2 separate regions of the Homo sapiens genome follow, and region 2 is linked to region 1. A link is a contact called in ENCODE Hi-C or POLR2A ChIA-PET data. All regions are on one chromosome and are shown on one strand. The core of a region is the stretch at or near the end of the contact, and the rest is flanking DNA. Distances in the headings are between cores, read along the strand shown. Region 1 has its middle 170 kb from the start of BMP5. Region 2 overlaps COL21A1 (collagen type XXI alpha 1 chain).

Region 1 (7,571 bases), core at 2,931-5,430:
ATTCAGGAGAATATTATCTTGCTGGTGCTGGGATCCTTTTGGAACATCTAATTGTTAAAGTGCAGTGGCATATGTCAAAACCACAGGTGTCAGAATGTGATGAATGAGCTTTGTTTTTATGAAGTGACACTACAGTAAAATGAACTATATTTTATGAGGAAATGAAAGTATATGTAATGGGTGTCATTTTGGATGGAAATTCTCTGTTAATCCAATTAGCTGTTTAAGATAAAAGGATACACTTTAGTCTCCCCAGATCATGTGCAGTTCCTCTAAATTCTAGGAAGAAACACCAGAGCCCTTCAACCAGAATCAGTAAGTAGAAGCTTTTAGAGACATATCCTAGCAATTGTTTAGTGGTTGCTTGGAAGAATGCAATATCTAATTTAGATGTGATTTTCCTTGCCTTAAGGATGAAGCAGTGAGATTAAAGGAGTTGTGGAGTAGAGGAGTAAATGAGGATCTCTGTGTGTGGGTTGGATTTAGAGGAAAATCTGTTTGAAACTGATTTTTCCATCTGTGACCTCTCCCAGGGATTTTGGAGCAACAAACTTGAATTTGTAACTTTAATAATGCTTTTATTTATCTTGGAATTGACTGTATAAAGTATGTGCATTTTATTCATTTTAGATATTAAAGAACCTCACGTGCAGATTTTTCATGGTTACATAGGAATTAAAGAGAACAGCAAGGATTCAAATCTAAGTCTTGTCTCCAAAGATAGGGTCGACTTCTTTCATACTGTCTTCTCCTATGAGAACTGAAAACGAAGTGATATAAGCCCCTTGTATCCCTGGTTTAATTTAAGCGGTTTTCACCTGCTTCTCCTCATGGTGAATTTAGTGATTAAAAAAATTCTTAAAAAAGCTCTGAGCTCACCTTAAGGATTATTAAAAAGGGGAGAAACTTGTGCAACAGTGTCCAACTCATTTGTCAGTCATTTGTGGTCACTCTATAAGGCTCTTACTGGGAATGTCTTTGTCTGGCAATAGCTAAAACAAAAATATTTCTAGATCCAGAGATTAAGAAATACACTTAATAACTCATCCTAAATGAGAAGTCAAGAAGTGATAGAAACTAAGAAAATCAGAAGTATTAGATGTAATTACAGAAATGCTGTCAGAAATGTATTGTCTTAAGGTTCATTAAACTTTGGAATTAGAAAGAATTCACTGGACAATTGAGCTTTGAGGATTTCTCAGTGCTTTGAAAAAGGAAAGGACTGTTTCCTTCACAATTGAGGGGCAAAAAGGAGAGGGGGAAGCTTGTTTGGTATGAAGTGGCTCACTGGAAAGAGAACATCCTCAAGTTTAACTTGGAGAGGCTTAACCCTAGTCAATAAATAGACTTCAGATAGTATTTAGAAAGGAATGAGTGGGAACATAGAAGAGTAGTGATTGGTGTTTGTATGGTTTTCATGGAGAAAAACCATGGAGAGTACATTTTCATGACAGCAGTGAACTTACATGTATTCAAAGATGAATTTCCTTATGCTTACATAATGAAAGACTGAAATACAGTCGTATTTCCCCATGTTTTATTTCTATAATTATGAGTCCAGGGAAACAAAGGGCCTAGTTAAAAAAAAAAATTGAGAGAATAGTGGAGAGTAAGGAGCAGGGTGTAATGGCTGAAGATGGCTTTTATCACAGATCTTGGGAGTTAACTTTTCATTTTTAGATGCAAAGTTTTAAGGTTAATTAATATTTTGTTTCTACCAAAGAGTAATGTGGAAGAAACAGAAAATATTTGGTTAAAGATGGTGGTCGCTGTGGATAAAAAGAAAGAATGTTAAGAACCAAGCAAACATTTTCTAAAATTTTTCTTTAAAAGTTTAGAAACATCTAAAATTATTTCCCATTTACCTGAAGGAGGATTATCAGGATGCCTGTAATCCTAGGATGGTGCTGAGTTCTTTTGATAATAACATATTTAATTCCACTTAAGACAACCTACTTTTCAGCTTCTCTAAATTTAAGTGAAAGCAGCTATTCTGGCTTTCCTTTAACTGACAAGGACTCTCTCACACCTTGTGCAGACTTGGGAAGTGGGGAAGATCTCATTATAGGAATAAGTGGCACCCACGTAGGAAAAAGAGGGAAAAAGAGAGCTAGCGCTGACTAGTTTTACCCCACACCATCCCATGATTCTCTTGTTCATTTTAAGGCGAACTAGTAAAATTTTAGAGGCATAAGCTCACATAGGAAATGATCGCTATCTCCAATAACACCCAGAGAGTAAAAGAGATGAATGTTATTGCCTGTCCCCATGAAATGTTAATGGGCCCTTGCAGGTTTTAAGAGTCCTAAGAGCCTGGAGGAAAGACATTAGTGCTGAGCTCCCTAAAGGAGAAAGTTACATTAGGAAGCCACAGCAGAGACACTCACAACAGCTATTGATTCAGTGATTTCAAAAACATTCCACCCTGAGTCTTCACAGCTTCCTTAGGAGTAGGTAATGTTTTCATTTCATAAAGGAAAACACTGAGCTTCACGCTAATAAGCAGTGACAAATCTAGAATGCAAACTCAGATCTGCCAGGCTCCAAAGCTCCTGTTTTCAGTTTTACTATAACTAAAGCATGTTCTCTCTATTGTTCCTGTTTCAATACAATACTTAGTTGGCAATTGGAGGCCAATTAATTATTCCATCACTGTGTTGGGCAGAATTTTTCACTGCACTGAATTTTTTCTACCTTTTGGAATGTTATTTGCAGGTTTCATTCCGAGTGACTATTCCAGGTCCTTTTTTGGACCTCTCCCAAGTGTTCTTACTAATATCCTATATAAGGCCCCATGATAACATTTTTTGTTTTTAATCCTATATTGCAATTGTTCTTTGTAATTGCAATTGTCCCTATGAGACAGTGAGCTTGTTAAAGGCAAACCTCATGCAGTGTTTAAAAATATGTTCTGAAGTACACCTTTTGCCAAAGTTGATTTGAAATTCTTTTTGAACCATATTTATTAGTATAAAGATCACATAAAGGAGAATTATGATGTGGCCTGTAGTGCTAGGATTTGGGTGAATTAATAGAGTAAAATTCTTAGATGAGTAGCTGGAACATAATAAGTACCTGATAATTGTTAGTTATTATTATTACAACTTTCTGATGATTGGCTTATTTTATTAGGTTCCCCCAGTAATGTGAAGAACACAAAATGGGAACCAGAAGTTCTTTAATATCCCAGGTTTGGGACAGACCTTTTAACATTTCCTACCTGTGCGGCCTTGAAATTTGTTGCGATAAGCCTCAGTATTTGAAAGGGAGTCGCTGTGATAAACCAAATTAGTTGTGATAAGCCTCATCTTTGAAAGGGAATAGCAATAATATTTCAGGATTGTTTCCAAATATGATAATTAAAAATACATAACAATTGTTCAACACACAGTAGGCTGTTGTTATATGATTACCAGTGGAGACAGCAGTTTTACATTGGCCTCTATATTGTCCTTTGTGGCTAATTGCATACATATTGAAACAAATTTGAGCCACACAGACAATTATCAGGTCTCCTCTCTTCGATCCTAAACGTCTCTCTAGTCCTCTGTATAACAGAATTAATGCAGTCTCTTCACAGAATGTCCTACCATCAGTTAACTGTGAATGTGTAAAACAGAATTCGATATTTTCACCCTTGCTACTTAAATGCTGTTGTCACTGTTGGTGGCACCAGTATTACCCTGGGTTAGCCAGGGAACTGCTTTCTTTTTTTTTTTTTTTTTTTTTTTTTTTTTGAGATGGAGTTTCACTCTCGTTTCCCAGGCTGGAGTGCAGTGGCGTGATCTTGGCTCAACGCAACCTCCACCTCCCAGATTCAAGTGATTCTCCTGCCTCAGCCTCCCGAGTAGCTGGAATTGCAGATGTGCACCACCACACCCAGTGTATTTGTAAAATACAAATTTGTATTTGTAAAAATACAAAAAAAAAATTTGTGTTTTTAGTAGAGACGGGTTTTCACCATGCTGGCCAGGCTGGTCTCAAACTCCTGACCTCAGGGGATCCACTCGCCTCAGGCTCCCAAAGTTCTGGGATTACAGGCATGAGCCACCGTGCCCAGCCCACTGCTTTCTTTATACAGTGACCGAACAGGCTGCCGCCGTCTAGCTGTGGCTTCTGTGGTCACTGTTGGCAGGGCAACAACTTGTTGCTCTGTTCCTCTGCTTCCTGAAATATGTGATAACTTTTTTTCCTGAATAAATCTATTCAACTTGATTAGGATTGTTTAGAATCAAGCCTCACCGTTGCTGAGAATTGCAGCTAACTGAGAATTTTTAGGACATTTTGGGGTACACTTTGTAAGTTACTACTCCTATTTCATGTACTCACTCATTAACTCATTAAATAACTCCATAGAGAAAAATAAAAGTATTTGCTTTCTTCTGTGATTTCGGAAAAAAAAAAGATTTGTATTATTTCAATGAAACTTACTACATCTATGTAGAAAGGATGTGTTCAAACTTTTTTCCATTTTAAAATTTGCGCAAAACAATAAGCAATGTGGTGTCCCTTTTGTTAACACTGCAAAACCCTATATTGCTTTATAGGAAATGGGAAAATAAGGCTTTAAATTTTAAGCACTTGGGCTAATTTATGCCCTAAAAACACTGAACATTAGATAGAAAATTAGTCAGTTTGGGGAAAAAGTGGGGAAGTGGGAAACAGGAAAAAAAGACACATATGTTGCTAGGGAAAATTATAATTCACAGTTTCATTTTTTTCTGATGTTCCAGTAATTTAATATTGGTGCTCTAAAGATATGGCCATGTTATCTAATTGTCAGTGGAATAATGTGATTTTCTGGCACCAAATTCTGTATTCCACAAGAGTAACTGCTAATAAAATTAAAAGAGTTTGTTCAATATTAGAGATTCTGGTCTTTTGGCATGGAAATTAAAGAAAAGCATTCAACCACATAACTTTTTATGCCTAGTATTTATCTAATTTCTACATTGGAAATTGGCAAAGAAACATTCTTTCCCAAATATGTATTTATATGAAAATCTGTCTAAATGCCTATGTAATGAAATTTGTACATGATGTTACTCAGAGGAAAGAAAATTCTGAGGACAAAAATAATTGCAATGGTTTTGTAGTTTTGATTACACAAAAAACACTTCAAATAAAAATAGACAAATCCAAATAAATCAAATAATTATTCCACCTCCTCATTTTACAATTTTGAAAGAGACTGAAATTGACCTATATTCTATTTTTTCTGCGTCTTGCCTTTCTCTTTTTTCTCCTTTCATTCTTTTTGCTTATAAAAAGCTTCAAATAGAAACTGAAACTTAATTTTGTTTACTGTGTATATTTAATAAATATAATCAGTAACTTAAAAATAAATTTTATTGAAGTATAAAGTTTACATACAATAAAATGCATCCATTTTTAAGTCTGTATTTTGATGGGGTTTGACAAACATACGCACCCATGAAACCATCACCACAATTAAGATATAGAACATTTCCATCACCCTTAAAAAGTTTCCTTGTGCCTTTCCCCAGGTAATTTATCCCTCCTCCAGGTCCAGGCAATCCCTGCTCTGCTTTCTATCACATAGATGATAATTTTCTTTTCTAGAGTTACATAAAAATGGAATCATCCTTTATGTAATCTTTTGTTTCTTGGCATCCTTCATTCATTATAATGTTTTTGAGATTCATCTATGATGTGGTATCAATAGTTTATTCCTGTTTTGTTACTTGGTAGTATTCCTTTGTATGACTGTATTTTTGATTATTTATTCACCTGTTTATGGACAACTGGGTTATGTCCAGTGTGGGGCTACTCTGAATAACACTGTTATGAACATTCATTTACAAGTCTTTGTGTGGAAATATGTTTTTATTCTTCTTAAGTGGAGTTATTGGGATATATTGTAAGTATATTCTAAACTTTGTCAGCAACTGTATTTTCTGGATACAAGTCCTTTGTTACATATTGCAAATTTTTTTTCGTGTCTGTGGCTTGCATTTTTATTTTCTTAATGTAGTCCATCAAAGAGTAGAAGTTATAAGATTTTTATAAAGTACAATTTTATCAATTTTTCTTTTATAATTTGTACTTTTTTATGTTCTATTTAAGAAATCTTTACCTATCCAGAGATTGCAAATATTACTTACTTTGTTTTCTGCTAGAATAGCACTGTCCAATGGAAGCTTATCCAGTGGAATTTTGATTGGGATTGTAATAAATATATTGGTCATTTTAAGGAGAATTGACATTTTAAAAATATTTAGTCTTTCCTTCCCTGAGCATATCTCTTTATTTACTTATCTCTCCATTTTATTTTTCTCAGAAACGTTTTATAATTTTCATTGTATAGGTTTGTGCACATTATTTAACAAAATTTATCTGTAAATCATGTTTGTGGATGCCATTATAAATGCCATGTTTTAGACATCGTTTTCCATTTGTTCTTTGCTAGTTTATCAAAATACTGTTGATCTTTTGTATATTGACTTTTATCCTTGGACCTTGCTAATAAATGCACTTGTTATTACTAGTTCAAGTAGCTTTTTGTAGAATTTCAAAGAATCAGATAGATATTAGTTATATAAATTTTCTACATTTCCCCCATTTTCTCTTTCATTACTTTCAGCTCTTACATTTATTGCTTTACTCTCTGACTTACTTTGGATTTAATTTGCTCTTTTATTCTAGCTGCTTAAGGTAGATATTGTTTAATTGAATTTCTTTAGATCTTTCTTATTTTAAGAAATAAGAAAATCAATTTTACTGTAAGCATCATTTTAGTGAAATTTTAAAATCTTGATATACTGCTTTTTTATTTTCATGAAGCTCAAAATATTTTCTAATTCCTCTTGTGATTCCTTCTTTGACAGATGGTGCCTTAGTCAGTTTCCTGTTGCTTATAACAGAATATGTGAAACTGGGAAATTTATAAAGAAAAAGAATTTATTTCTCATAGTGGAGGCTGGAAAGTCCAAGGTTGAGGGGCACGTCTGGTGAGGGCATTCTTTCTGGTGGGACCTGTGCACAGACCCGAGGCGGTACAGGGTATCACATGGCAAGAGGGCTGAGAGTGCTAACGTGGTTGCTCAGGTTTTTATTTTTCTCCCTATGAAGCCACCAGTACTCCCATGTAGCCCATTAATTCATTAACTTGTTAATTCTTTAGTCCATGAATAGATTAATCCATTCATGAGAGCAGAGCCTTCATCATCCAGTCACCTCTTAAAGTCCCCACCTTTCAAAGCTGCCACATTGGGCATTAAGTTCCCAATACATGATATTTGAGGGACACATACCAACCATAACAGATGGTTATTTAAAACTGTGATATTTGATTTTCACATATTTGGATATGTTTTAGATGTCCTTGTGTTATTGATTTCTAATTTAATTTTGTTGTCAGAAAACAAACTCTATCAATTCTTTTAAATTTAATGAGACATTTTATGAAGCAGAAAATGGTCTGCCTTGGAAATACATCATTTGCACTTGAAAATAATGGGTATTCTGCTGTCATCAGATTGAGAGTTCTATAAATAAAGCCATATTGGCTAATAGTATTGTTCATACTTTCTCCATTCTTAATAATCTTG
Region 2 (7,571 bases), core at 1,413-3,912, 54 kb before region 1:
GACCTACCATATCAGGAACTCTGGGTTGGGGTCCACAATCTGCAGTTTAACAAACCTTCCGGGTGATTCAGATGAAGTTAAATTTTGAGAATCACTGCTATAGATAATAAAGAATGTGATATTTTATTCAGTTAATATGTTAAGTGTCTAATATAAAGTAAGAAGAACATAATAAGTTAAATCCTCAAATAATTGTGGAACTTCATTATTGATGAACCTTGCTGATGGCTACTTACGTTTTTAAAACTCCTGATAATTAAAATAAAATGATATTAGGTCAATGGACAGATAGAAAAAAGTAGAGATTTTATAAATCAAAGTAGTCATGATTTTATAAATCAAAGTAGTCATCTAATCATGTATTTTGCCATTACTTTTAATGGCAAAAACTGCAATTACTTTTGCACCAACCTAATAATTTCAAATTAATTGTTTCTACTATTTGGCAAGTGCCTTACCCTCTTTATTTTAAATACAGAAAATTTAACCACAGATTGTTTTATAAGTCACATATGACAGTACCTGGAAGTAGGAGAAGTTAAATGATCTAATGACTTATAGCAGGGCTGGTTCTCAAATGGCTGCATTAGAATCACCTGGAAGAATTATTAACACAGATTGCTGGCCCCCACCCAGAGATTCTGGCTTAATATGCTGCAGTATGGCCTGAAATTTTATATTCTGAAGAAGTTCCCATGTTAAATGAAGAAGTTGATCTTGCCTGGTCTGAGGACCATATTTGAGAACTACTAATAGGAGAGATTCCTTCTGACTATTGATATGAGTGTTAAGTTCAGATAAAATATTGCATTATTTCTTCATAGTATTAGGATCTAACATATCCCTTGTCTTGAATTTTTCAGGCTTTTTAAACTAGCTTTCAAACTAAGTGGATCCAACATTTTTTCCTCCAATATTTTTATATGCTTTTCTGTAGAGCTATTGGATTAGCAGTAACTTCTCTCCCTCTAATTTGGTTAATTTTCAGGAAAGCATTAATCTTTGCTCCTTCTATTCTCAACTAGTGTTTATAAATAAAACTGGTATAGATGAAATATTTGGCTTTAGTTGGCATTTCACAGTTCTAATAAAATGCAGGAATTCATACAAGTGGGAGAACTGTTGTTTATGTAATGTGATATGGTTGAATTTTTTTCTAAGTACTGATTATGTTTGCCAAATTTTAGAGGTGCTTCTGTGCTTTATTTTCTATAATTTTGGGAAATTCATTAGAATATGAAATTATGGATGACAGTGTTATAATATGCTTCAGTGCATTGCATTCTTAGACTCTTTCTCCCTTAAACTTATTTCAACTCAGGTATTTGAGACATTTACGGGAAAAAATGCTTTTATTTTACCTCCTATCTTGCTTTCATCTAGGATAAAATGTTCTTTCTGGTATGAAACAAGTGTGGCAAATTGCTTGCAGAGAACTTTGCTTGTTGTGATGCAGCATTTTGCTGGACAGAAACAAATGCATGGCTCATAATGACTGTTAGATTTCAAAAAGTCTGGGGTGTGTACATGTGTGTATATGTGTCAACAGGCTCTTCCTTGCTATCCTTTATTTTGCTCAGATAGTTTAATAGTTGTACTAATCTGCAGATATTATACATTTTAGGATTATATTCAGCTAATATTTATTGTTTTAGTAGAAGAAGTGTCAGATACATTTGTATTCACTAGCAATTGATTCATTTAGGAAAAAAATTTAGCTTCCAAAACGTAGATGTAAAATAAGATGCTTAACCTGAGCATAGTAATGTAAAGGTATATATCACTAAAAGCAATTATAATTTAACAGCTACCTAAAATATGCATTATAGATGTTTATTTTAAATACGTATATACTAAAGTGCCAGATAATTTCAACTAATAACCTATAAATAACTCCATTCCTAATGAAAGTTTTGTTTTTACTTTAAAATGTAACTCTTTGAAGGCAAGGTCAAATTAGGTCCAACATAGTGATCAATTTTAAAATAAAAATGAAAAAGTATATATGAATAGGACTGATATAGAATATTGGTCACATTTACCTTGGAAGTAAGATGGTCTATTCTCATAAGAATGACTATACAGTACCACAGTTATTTAATAACTTAATTATCTGCCATTATGTACACATTTTTGTTGTTTATATAGTCACTTTATGAATTTCTGAAAAAGTTATTTGATGTCAGGAAAAGTTAATATCAGTAGTCCAGAAGTAATTTTAATTTTTCTGTTTGTATTTAATGTTCTTTAATATGTAATGTTATATATTGTTATTTTGGTAAGCAGACCTCAAAACTGAATTCTCTATTTCTTTTTGTCAAATCATTAAAAGGGAGAAGCAGGATCCCCTGGTGCTCCGGGGCAGGATGGAACACGGGGAGAGCCTGTGAGTACCTTCTCATTTCAGTTCTAAAAGATGAAGTTCTTTTCCTGTTACGAAATCCTTTTTGGTTATTTAAATTCTTCTCTCAGATGCCCTATTATTTGTTCAGTGACTTCCAGATTTTAGATGTTGTAGAAGCTGCTTGTGAAACACCATAAAATATTGAAATGTTGAATCCTCTTTTAGAAACCAGGAAGAATTTTGCAAACAGTGTGAGTCACAAACCACAAGCACTCATGCCCAAAGAAATGCATGGTTAACACAAACATCATGGTCTGTTGCTGAGCCTTCAGTCGATGTCACTTTACCACTCATCTATTGTTTCATAGTATACTCTTTGGGATCTTGTGTTCAATAAAAATCAGGGGTAGAGAAACATGACTAAGAAAGTACTGAATCTGAATCCTAGATATCTACATTTTTAGCACATGTCCCAGGTGATTCTGAACTTCAGGTGAGTTTTAAAAATATAGTTTGCCCCCACATTTTATTCCTACAACTCGTGGCCAACATTTAAATACCAGCAGATCTTATTTTATTCATCAAAGGTACCTACCCTCAAGAAATTTGAAATTTGCCTTGTGCGGAGCTAGGTTAAGAACTGAAGTAATAGCTGAGGTGTATTTGTATCACATTTATCACAAAGTGTTCAGTTGAGATTTCAGAATTTAAATATTGTACATAAGAGGGAGAGAGGTATCACCAAAGCTTCTTAAATAGGGTAGAGGGATTAAACTACTCTGAAAGTTACTTAATAAAATTTTCGTTGAATTTCATCTTGTGTATGATTATGTACTGGGCCAAGTTCTATATAATGCTATTACCTTCCAGAAGCTTATAATTTAATTTGGAAGACTGAAAAAAATGATGCAAATAATTACCAACTCTTTATATTATGTGCCAAATATGAATCTCATATGGAGTCAGAAAGCCAGGGTTTGGAGATGACTACTGCTACATTTCAGCAGTATGAGCTTGGAGAAGTCACTTCACATCCCTGAATATTTTTCTCTAAGTGTGAATAGTGTAGATGCTTATAGTGCTTACTTCATAGGGTTGTTGTGAAGCTTACGTAGGAAATTTTTAAAAATTGTAAAAACATTGCACAAATGCATGGGGCTATTCTAAGTGCTGAAAGAGTATAGGAAGGTAATCCTGTTATTGAGGTGCTTGAAAAAATTTTACCAAGGGTTTGTGCCAGATTTGTTCATGAAAGGATGACTGGGAATCAAAGGAAGACAGGAAAGAGAGAACTCATCTGAATGAAGACACATATGTGAGATGGTTAAAGGTGTGCCCAGGAAATAATGAAATGATCTTAATGAGGTCCTGAATCTGCAGAGAAGGGTCTCTGTTGCGTGTTAGAAAGTAAAGGTAGAAACTTGGCTAGGGCCATAAAATGGAGAACCTTGACTGCAAGTTTGAAAAGTAAACCTTATTCATTTGTCATTGAAGTTTTGTGAGAAAAAAAGAGAACATAGTAAAAAGAACTGTTTTAGAGGCAGTGTATGAGCTCCTGGTGTGTGTGGAATGATTGGAAAGGAGAAGAAACTGGAAACAGGGTGCTAGTTAGCAGGCTCTTTTGACAGACCAGGCATGAAGTAGAAGGCCTCGACTAGGGTATTAATAAGCATGGAGTGGGTTCAATAGGGTAGCATGAGCTCAACATATGTGAGCCATAATTGCTGTTATTTAAGAAAAATTATGAGACTTGGTAACTGGATATAAGACTGGGTGTGATTATTTGTTTATGTTATTGTTTCAGAATATAAAGTAGGTGTGTGTGTGTATGTGGGTGTGCGTGTATGAGGGAAAGAGCATAAGAAACACAAAGAGAGGTGAGAGAAGGAAAGGTTAATGGGAAGAAAAGAAGGAAAAAGAGGAAGAGGGAAATAAGAGATAATAGACATGAGAGCTTGGATATAATTTAGGATGTGAAGGCTGGGTGCAGTGGCTCACGCTTGTAATCCCAGCACTTTGGGAGGCCGAGGCGGCTGGATCACGAGGCCAGGAGATCGAGACCATCCTGGCTAACACGGTGAAACCCCGTCTCTACTAAAAATACAAAAAATTAGCCAGGCGTGGTGGCGGGCGCCTGTAGTCCCAGCTACTCGGAGAGGGGCTGAGGCCGGAGAATGGTGTGAAACCGGGAGGCGGAGCTTGCAGTGAGCCGAGATGGCGCCACTGCACTCCAGCCTGGGCGACAGAGCTAAACTCCCTCTAAAAAAAAAAAAAAAAAAAAAAAAAAAATTTAGTTTGTGACTGTGTTCTAAATGTTTGTGAGTTAGTTATTTGGAATCTGTAATTCATTCTCCCGTAGAAACAATGTTAGAAAGGGCAGACTGACCGGCAAGTCTGTGTAGACCATAATTCAATGTGAGGAGCACGTATTTACGTTGAACATGATACTATTGAAATATCTTCATAAAACCTAAAAAGATAAAAGAAATATTAAACATAGGCCGGGTGCAGTGGCTCACGCCTGTAATCCCAGCACTTTGGGAGGCCGAGGCGGGCGGATCATGAGGGCAGGAGATTGAGACCATCCTGGCTAACACGGTGAAACCCCGTCTCTACTAAAAATACAAAAAATTAGCAGGGCGTGGTGGCACGTGCCTGTAGTCCCAGCTACTCGGGAGGCTGAGGCAGGAGAATCGCTTGAACCTGGGAGGTGGGGGTTGCGGTGAGCCAAGATCGCGCTACTGCACTCCAGCCTGGGCGACAGAGCAAGACCCCGTCTCAAAATATATATATATTTATATATATTTATATATATATTTATATATTTATATATATTTATATATATATTTATATATATTTATATATTTATATATATTTATATATATATTTATATATATTTATATATATTTATATATATATTTATATATTTATATATATTTATATATATTTATATATTTATATATATTTATATATTTATATATATATTTATATATTTATATATATATTTATATATATCTATATATTTATATATGTATATTTATATATATCTATATATTTATATATATATATATATTTATATATATTTATATATTTATATATTTATATATATTTATATATATATTTATATATTTATATATATTTATATATATTCATATATATATTTATATATTTACATATGTGTTTATATATTTATATATATTTATATATTTACATATGTATTTATATATTTATATATATTTATATATTTATATATGTATTTATATATTTATATATATTTATATATTTATATATGTATTTATATATTTATATATATTTATATATTTATATATTTATTTATATATCTATTTATATATATTTATATCTATTTATATATCTATTTATATATATATTTATATATATTTATATATATTTATATATTTATATATATTTATATTTATATATATTTATATATTTATATATATTTATATATATTTATATATTTACATATATATTTATATATATTTATATATTTATATATTTACATATATATTTATATATATTTATATATTTATATATATTTTTATATTTATATATATTTTTATATATTTATATATTTATATATATTTATATATTTATATATTTATATATATTTATATATTTATAGATATTTTTATATATTTATATATATTTATATATTTATATATATTTATATGTATTTATATATATTTATATAGATTTATATATATATTTTTATATATTTATATATATTTATATATATATAAAAAATATAAAATGAGGAGTGCTTAGAAGATGCTTTCCTTTCCCATGGCTGCTTGTTTCTCAGTTTTATCGCCAAGCAGACACTGATTTGGGTTTGTTTTTGCCCTGCCTGCTCCCACTTTATTCAAGACTTATTCCTGTCTAGAGTTGTTGCACTAGAATAATTTACCATTCCAGGGAGTGTGGCCCTTTAGATTTTAACCATTTCCTTCTTTTCTTTTTTTTCTTTCCTCCCAATATTCCTTCCACCCCTGTAATGTTTAGCTTCAGTGGTGAGGGAAACACAGTGACTGCCTCATGGAGGCTTACAGCCTAGTTGGGGAGATAGATGGTAAAAGGATAAGCAAGCAAAAACTAAATTACCAAGTTCAAAAAGATAGACAAACAAGGTGCTGAGGCAAAGAATAATGTGAATGGGGTAGTAGACGTTATTGAGATGAATTTTTTCTCCTAAATCTAGTGGGTAAAAAACTGGGAGTTACTGAGTGAGACTCTCCCACTCCAGCCCAATGGATTGGGGAACACAGGAGAGGTTCCTTTACTTCTTTTCTTCCATTCCCCTCTCTTTCTTGATGAATAGCAAAGAGGAAGCCAAGTTTCCTATGCCAGGAAATGCATCCTGTTAGGAAAGCAATTCATAGGTTAAGTGTCTCAAATTTGCTGATGTCTGGAAACAATTCTTCTGGTCTGTATTTTCTTCCAAATAAGAACAGATAGCGTAACAAGCTATTTTTTTTTTAACAATTAATGAAAACTTGGTTTTTATTATGCTGTGCAAATGGATTCTTATCATTTGTGGAAAAGCTTTGAAAATAGAAAAAAAATCCATAAAGTTTATATATTTTGTGACACAAAGAAATAAACATTCTTCCATTGTGTGGAAATAATGGTTTTAAGTAGTTGTAATAAATGACTTGGCTCTACTATAAAGGGCATATTCACTTTATTCTATAATGTGGCAGCCAAGAAAATTAATGGAGTTTCACATGGAAGGACAGAAGCTCTTGGAAAAATGCTTTAAAGCTAATTAAACACAGCTTATGTCAGTTTAATGGTGATTCATCCCTGTAAGCAGATTGATACATATGAACACTAACTCCCAGAATTAAAATTAATGGCTAGCACTATAATTTATTAGGAAATGATTATATTGCTTCAAAATACAAGTACATTCACATGTCAGTACTTTGAATTTGAAAGCTAGTATTTGTCAATCCTAAAAGTAATTTACTTTCTAAGTAGTAAATTATACCTAATTAACTTCAATTCAGGAAACTGTAAACTCAGGTCTAACACCAGATAGATTTATTATAACTTGTTTCAACCATGAATTGCTATGTTTAAAGATTATATTCTTTCAATTATTCAGCAGTATTTACTGAGTGTCTACTTTGTGCCAGACATTGTACTAATTGAGGAGAATATGAAGATTAATTAATCATGGCCTGGCCATCAAGGAGTCAAATGA

The links. A loop is a pair of places that touch in the nucleus more often than their neighbours do. ChIA-PET counts read pairs that join two places held with the same protein, here RNA polymerase II (POLR2A). Pooled maps may share reads with other maps.
Region 2: a map of Calu3 shows a loop between it and region 1 (2.7-fold over the local background). The contact joins two enhancer-like sites. A Hi-C loop is called at or near these places in 5 of 168 maps with a recorded cell type or tissue (Calu3, PC-3, PC-9 and 2 more) and 1 of 50 pooled maps. POLR2A ChIA-PET finds 5 or more read pairs at or near these places in 5 of 52 experiments (CD4-positive, alpha-beta T cell, MCF 10A, OCI-LY7 and 2 more).

The regions. Positions count from the first base shown.
Region 1 is chr6:56,043,305-56,050,875 of GRCh38, reverse strand. No RefSeq gene overlaps it. Among named protein-coding and RNA genes, the nearest start is that of BMP5, 170 kb to the right of the region's middle. RefSeq lists a silencer at 3,991-4,285. Within about 2 kb of position 4,180, at least 2 of the 41 ENCODE cell types and tissues checked have a DNase peak (open chromatin) inside an H3K27ac peak, as active enhancers do.
Region 2 is chr6:56,096,287-56,103,857 of GRCh38, reverse strand. COL21A1 (collagen type XXI alpha 1 chain) reads left to right here. Exons shown (of 30, transcript NM_030820.4): 17 at 2,333-2,386. Among named protein-coding and RNA genes, the nearest start is that of COL21A1, 150 kb to the left of the region's middle. Within about 2 kb of position 2,662, at least 5 of the 41 ENCODE cell types and tissues checked have a DNase peak (open chromatin) inside an H3K27ac peak, as active enhancers do.